Regions from separate parts of the Homo sapiens genome. Here region 1 is linked to region 2. A link is an interaction called in ENCODE POLR2A ChIA-PET data of the cell type or tissue named here. Cell type or tissue: OCI-LY7. All regions are shown on one strand. Links, peaks and the distances in the headings refer to the core of each region. The heading gives the core; the rest is flanking DNA. Region 1 has its middle 43 kb from the start of ZNF217. Region 2 has its middle 23 kb from the start of BCAS1-AS1.

The links. ChIA-PET counts read pairs that join two places held together with the same protein. Peaks named below come from ENCODE experiments on the same cell type or tissue, not always from the same donor. Only the 100,000 strongest peaks of a DNase experiment are listed, where the experiment ranks them.
Region 1: POLR2A ChIA-PET joins it to region 2 with 7 read pairs; 9 of 35 experiments call an interaction of 5 or more read pairs at or near these places.

The regions. Positions count from the first base shown.
Region 1 is chr20:53,635,764-53,638,675 of GRCh38, reverse strand. No RefSeq gene overlaps it. Among named protein-coding and RNA genes, the nearest start is that of ZNF217, 43 kb to the right of the region's middle. In OCI-LY7, for the core only: no CTCF peak of the experiment used is centred there; no DNase peak of the experiment used is centred there.
Region 2 is chr20:53,891,379-53,894,290 of GRCh38, reverse strand. No RefSeq gene overlaps it. Among named protein-coding and RNA genes, the nearest start is that of BCAS1-AS1, 23 kb to the left of the region's middle. In OCI-LY7, for the core only: no CTCF peak of the experiment used is centred there; DNase peaks (open chromatin) are centred at 390, 820 and 1,220; H3K4me3 peaks cover 1,162 bases; H3K27ac peaks cover 2,438 bases.

The DNA.
Region 1 (2,912 bases), core at 231-2,730, 260 kb after region 2:
ATTGGCCTCCCAAAGTGCTGGGATTACAGATGTGAACCACCGTGCCCAGCCAGTCTATTCTTAAAATAGAGAGATCCTGTTAAAATAAGCCAGACCACATCACCGCTTGCCTCAAAACTGCCATGGCGGGTGGGTGCAGTGGCTCACAGCTATAATCCCGGCACCTTGGGAAGCCAAGGTGAGAGGATCACCTGAGGACAGGAGTTTAAGACCAGCCTGGGCAACGTAGTCAGACACTATCTCTACAAGAAATTTTAAAATTAGCCAGGCATGGTGGCTCATGTCTGTAGTCCCAGCTACTTGGGAGAATGAGGTGGGAGGATCACTTGAGGCCAGGAGGTTGAGGCTGCAGTAAGCTATGATTGCACCACTGTGCTCCAGCCTGGATGACAGAGCAAAACCCTATCTCTCTCTCTCACACACACACACACACACACACACACACACACACACACACACACACCTGCCATGGCTCCCATCTGCCTCAGGCTAGGAGCAAAGACTGTGCGTGATCTGGTCCATCCTTGCTTTCTGACCTCATCCACTCTGCTCCAGTCATAGTGAGTTTCATGCCTTGCCAAGAACACAGCAGACATCCTATTTCAGGGTCTTTGCATTTGCTGTGACATCTGCTAGAATATTCCCCCAGATAAATGCATGACTGGCTCCCTCACCTGCCTCAGGTGTCTCTTCAAATGACATCTTAGGGCAGGAGTCAGCGAATGGTTAAAAACCAGAGAGTAGGCTGGGCGTGGTGGCTCATGCCTATAATCCCAGCACTTTGGGAGGCCAAGGAGGGCGGATCACCTGAGGTCGGGAGATCAAGACCATCCTGGCTAACACGGTGAAACCTCTTCTCTACTAAAAATACAAAAAATTAGCCAGGCCTGGTGGCACATGCCTGTAATCCCAGCTACTCAGGAGGCCGAGGCAGGAGAATCGCTTGAACTTGAGAGGTAGAGGTTGCAGTGAGCCAAGATCGCACCATTGCGCTCCAGCCTGGGCAACAGGAGCGAAACTCCCTCTCAAACAAACAAACAAACAAACAAACAAACCAGAGGGTGGATATTTTAGGTTCTGTGGGCCACAGGGTCTCTGTGGCAGATACTCAACTCTGCCTTTGTCAGGCAAAAGCAACCACAGACAGTAAGTAAACCAATGAGCATAGCTGTGTTCCAATAAAACTTCATTGATACCGGGCACGGTAGCTCACGCCTGTAATCCCGGCACTTTGGGAGGCTGAGGCAGGTGGATTACCTGAGGTCAGGAGTTCAAGACCAGCCTGGCCAACATGGTGAAACCCCATCTCTACTAAAAATAAAAATTAGCCGGGCGTGGTGGCACACCCCTGTAATCCCAGCTACCCGGGAGGCTGAGGCAGGAGAATTGCTTGAGCCCAGGAGGCAGAGGTTGCAGTGAGCCGAGATCATGCCATTGAACTCCAGTCTGGGCAACAGATCGGGACTCAGGGTAAAAAAAAAGAAAAAAAAAAAAAAAAGAAACTTCACTGTGGGCACTGAGATAGAATGTCACATAAGTTACTTTCAGGTGTCAGAAAACATTCTTCCTTTGACTTTTTTCAACTATTTAAAAATGTAAGACAATTCTTAGCTTGCCATTGTACATAAACAGGCAATAGGCTGGATTTGGCCTCAGTCCGTAATTAGTTGACCCCCTGCCTTAGGGAGTACTTCCCTGGCCATGCTCTCAAAAATTACAAACACACACACAATCCCTATTCAACCTATCCCTTTTCCCTTTCCTTTCCTTTCCTTTCCTTTCCTTTCCTTTCCTTTCCTTCCTTTCCTTCCTTTCCTCCTCCTCCTTCTTCTTCTTCCTCTTTTTCTTCTTCTTCTTCCTCTTTTTCTTCTTCTTCTTCCTCTTCTTCTTCTTTTTTTTTTTTGTTTTTGAGACAGGGTCTTGCTCTGTTGCCCAAGCTAGAGGGCAATAGCATGATCATGGCTCACTGCAGACTCAACCTCCTGGGCTCAGGTGATCCTTCCACCTCAGCCTCCCGAGTGGCTGGGACCACAGGCATGTGCCATCAAGCCTGGATAACTTTTTAAAAATTTTTGTAGAGACAAGGTCTTGGTACATTGCCCAGGCTGGTCTCAAACTCCTAGCCTCAAGCAATCTTCCTGTCTCAGCCTACCAAAGTGCTTAAATTGCAGGTATGAGGCACTGTACCTCGCCTTTTCTTTTCTTCCTTTTCATTTCATTTCTTTTCTTTACTCTTCTCTTCTTTCTCTTTTCTTTCTGTGGCCGGCCTTTCCTTTCTTTTCTTTCTTTCTCTCTTTCTTTCTCTTCCTTCCTTCTTTCCTTCCTTCCTTCCTTCCTTCCTTCCTTCCTTCCTTCCTTCCTTCCTTCCTTCCTTCTTCTTTCCTCTCTCTGTCTCACTCTGTCATCCAGGCTGGAGTGCAGTGGCACATTCCTAGCTCACTGCTGCCTCGAACTCCTGGGCTCAAGGGATTCTCCTGCCTTAGCCTGCCCCTGAAGTAGCTGAGAGTACAACTGGGCGCCAACATGTCTGGCTAATTTGTTAATTTTTTTTTCTTTTTTTTTGTGGCCGAGCTCAGTGGCTCAGGCCTGTAATCCCAGCAATTTGGAAGGCCAAGGCGGTGGATCACCTGAGGTCAGGAGTTCGAGACCAGCCTGATCAATATGATGAAACCCCGTCTCTACTAAAAATACAAAAATTAGCCGGGTATAGTGGCATGCACCTGTAATACCAGCTACTAGGGAGGCTGAGACAGGAGAATCGCTTGAACTGGGGAGGCAGAGGTTGCAGTGAGTCCAGATCATACCATTGCACTCCAGCCTGGGCAACAAAAGCGAAACTCTGTCTCAAAAAAAAAAATTTTTTTTTTAAGAAATGGAGTCTTGCTATGTTGTCCAGGCTGCTCTTGAGCTCC
Region 2 (2,912 bases), core at 253-2,752:
CAGAAGGGTATTCAGAGAGCTATCGGCAACATTATGTATTACTTTTTTTTCTTTTTTTTTTTTTTGTGGTGGAGTCTCGCTCTGTTGCCCAGGCTGGAGTGCAGTGATGCGATCTTGGCTCACTGCAACCTCTGCCTCGTGGGTTCAAGCAATTCTTCTGCTTCAGCCTCCCGAGTAGCTGGGATTACAGACGCACGCCACCACGCCCGGCTAATTTTGGTATTTTTAGTAGAGACGAGGTTTCACCATGTTGGCCAGGCTGATCTCAAACTCCTGACTTCAGGTGATCCGCTCGCCTCGGCCTCCCAAAGTGCTGGGGTTACGGGCATGAGCCACTGCACCTGGCTGTATTACTTTTAATAGTTGTGTATTTTCATGAACACATATATACTTAAGGGTGGAGGGTGGGGTGGGGAGAGGATGGAAAAACTACCTATTCGTACTATACTTATTACCTGGGTGGCAAAATAATCTGTACACCAAAACCCCATGACACACAATTTACCTATATAACAAACCCGCACGTGTACCCCTGAACCTAAAAAAAAAGTTTAAAAAAAGCATTCTTTAAAAAAAAAAACGGTATGTATTTTTTTCACAGTTTCTATCTGTGGCAAGAAAATCAGCCTCCCATTTACCATAGTGACATAAAGTTTCCTTTTTATGTCAGTGTAGTCAATATCCAAATAATGAAAGAAAAATCTTAAGTCAACACTAAACAAGGCAGCAAGAGATATGGCAAAAATCATGAAGTTCATATGTGAGCAGCGGCATGAGAGACACTGTGGTAGACCACATCTGGTGATTCAAATCGCCCAGCAAGATGGTCAAGGGGCCCCTTCAAGGGTTGCAGACAGTGACAGTCTTGTGATTCACTCCCACGTTCTTCATAAGTGAATCTTTCCTTTCTCTGGGTACACATTGACCTATTCCTTCATGAATTTCTTAACCACAAATTAGAACCATGTTATGACCGTCTTGGTCTCCAATTTTTCATCTTTCCTAACTTCCCCCTTGATGTCATTAACTGGTGTGTGTGTGTGTGTGTGTGTGTGTGTGTGTGTGTGTGTAAAAGACAGAGAAAGAAAGGCTGAGGGAGAGAGGGAGAGATGCTTGTGAACAAAGACCATACATGCCTCTCTTGTTCACACCACCTGCTTCAATAATGGACATGTGGGAGTGGCTTAATAGTGATCGTTTACCGTGTGCTATGCATGCATGATTGTTTCTAATCCACCCAGCACTTGGCAAGGCAGATAGTATCACACTACGATTTTTACAAATGAGGAGGAACTTGAGGCTTACAGGGGTGAGGTGGACCCAAGTGGAAGCAGCTAATGTGACAATATTAGAAGTTGAACCTGGGTAGCCTAAACTTAGAGCCTAGATCTAAACCCTTACCCCATTGTCACCCACTTTAAAAGATGCCAGGGAGAGGAGGGGAGGGGAGGGGAAGGGAGAGGGGAGGGGAAGGGAGGGGGAGGAGAAGGGAGGGGAAGGGAGGGGGAGGAGAAGGGAGGGGAAGGGAGGGGAGGGGAGGGGAGGGGAGGGGAGGGAAAGAGAAGGGGAAAGGGAAAGGGGAGATAGAGGCAACAATATTATTTTTATTTTTTATTTTTTTGAGACAGAGTCTTGCCCTGTCACCCAGGCTGGAGTGCAGTGGCACAATCACAGCTCACTGCAACCTCTGCCTCCTGGGTTCAAGTGATTCTCCTGCCTCAGCCTCCCAAGTAGCTGGGATTACAGGTACCCACCACCATACCCAGCTAATTTTTGTATTTTTAGTAGAGATGAGATTTCACCATGTTGGCCAGGCTGGTCTTGAACTACTGACCTTAGGTGATCTGCCCACCTCAGCCTGCCAAAGTGCTGGGATTACAGGCATGAGCCACTGCGCCAGGCCAATAATATTGTTTTTAAGCTACCTAACTAAACTTCCATGTCTTGGGTTCTCTTTTGCACTAAGCATTGGACAGACATCATCTCTATTCCTCATCTAAAATCTCTGCTCAGAGGAAGCTTGACTTGGAGACAGGGTAGAGGTTTGCTATTTAGTCATTTGCTGTCAGGACGGAAGTCGTTAAAGTCAGGCAAGCTATAGTTCCAATCTTGAATCTGCCATCTAAAAGCCGAGTAACCTTGGGCTCATTATTTATACTGCCCAGGCCTCGGTTTCCCCATCTATAATAGGGATGATGATGCCTACTCCATCAGGTCCTACAGGGATCAGATGATATCATGTGTCTCCTGTGCCTGCTTCATAGCATGTTCTTGGTGTATGGTTGCTGTAATTATTGCTGTTGCTGTTACCATTATCCACACACCTTATAAGTCTTGGAACCAAACTATCAACCTAGGGCCATTTTAAGAGAGTAAGGAGCTTATGAGTTAAAGTTGGACTTGAACATCAGGGAGTGCAATCAGCAGAACAATGGCTCTCTAAAAATATCCACATCCTAATTCCCAAAACCTATGACTGTGTTCCCTTGCATGGCAAGAGGGAATTAAGATTGTAAACAGAATTAGCTTGACTCATCAGCTAACCTTAAAATAAGGAGTTCAGCTTGGATTATCCAAGTGGCCCAGTGTAATCTCATAGGTCCTTAAAAGTGGAAGAAGAAGACAGTCAAGTAGTCAGAAAGAAATGTGACTCTAGAAGAAAGGCACAGAGAGAGCCAACGCTGCTGGCTTTCAGTGGAGAAGAGGCCATGAGCCAAGGAATGTGGGCAGCCTCTAAGGCTGGAAAAGGCAAGGAAACAGATTCTCCTCTTGTACATCCAGAAGGAACTGGCAAAACCTTGATTTTAGCTGCATGAGACTTGTGTTGGACTTCTGACCTCTGGAACTGTAAGCTAATGCATTTGTGTTGTTTTAAGCCACTTAGTGCTTAAGGACATTTGTTATCCTTAAGC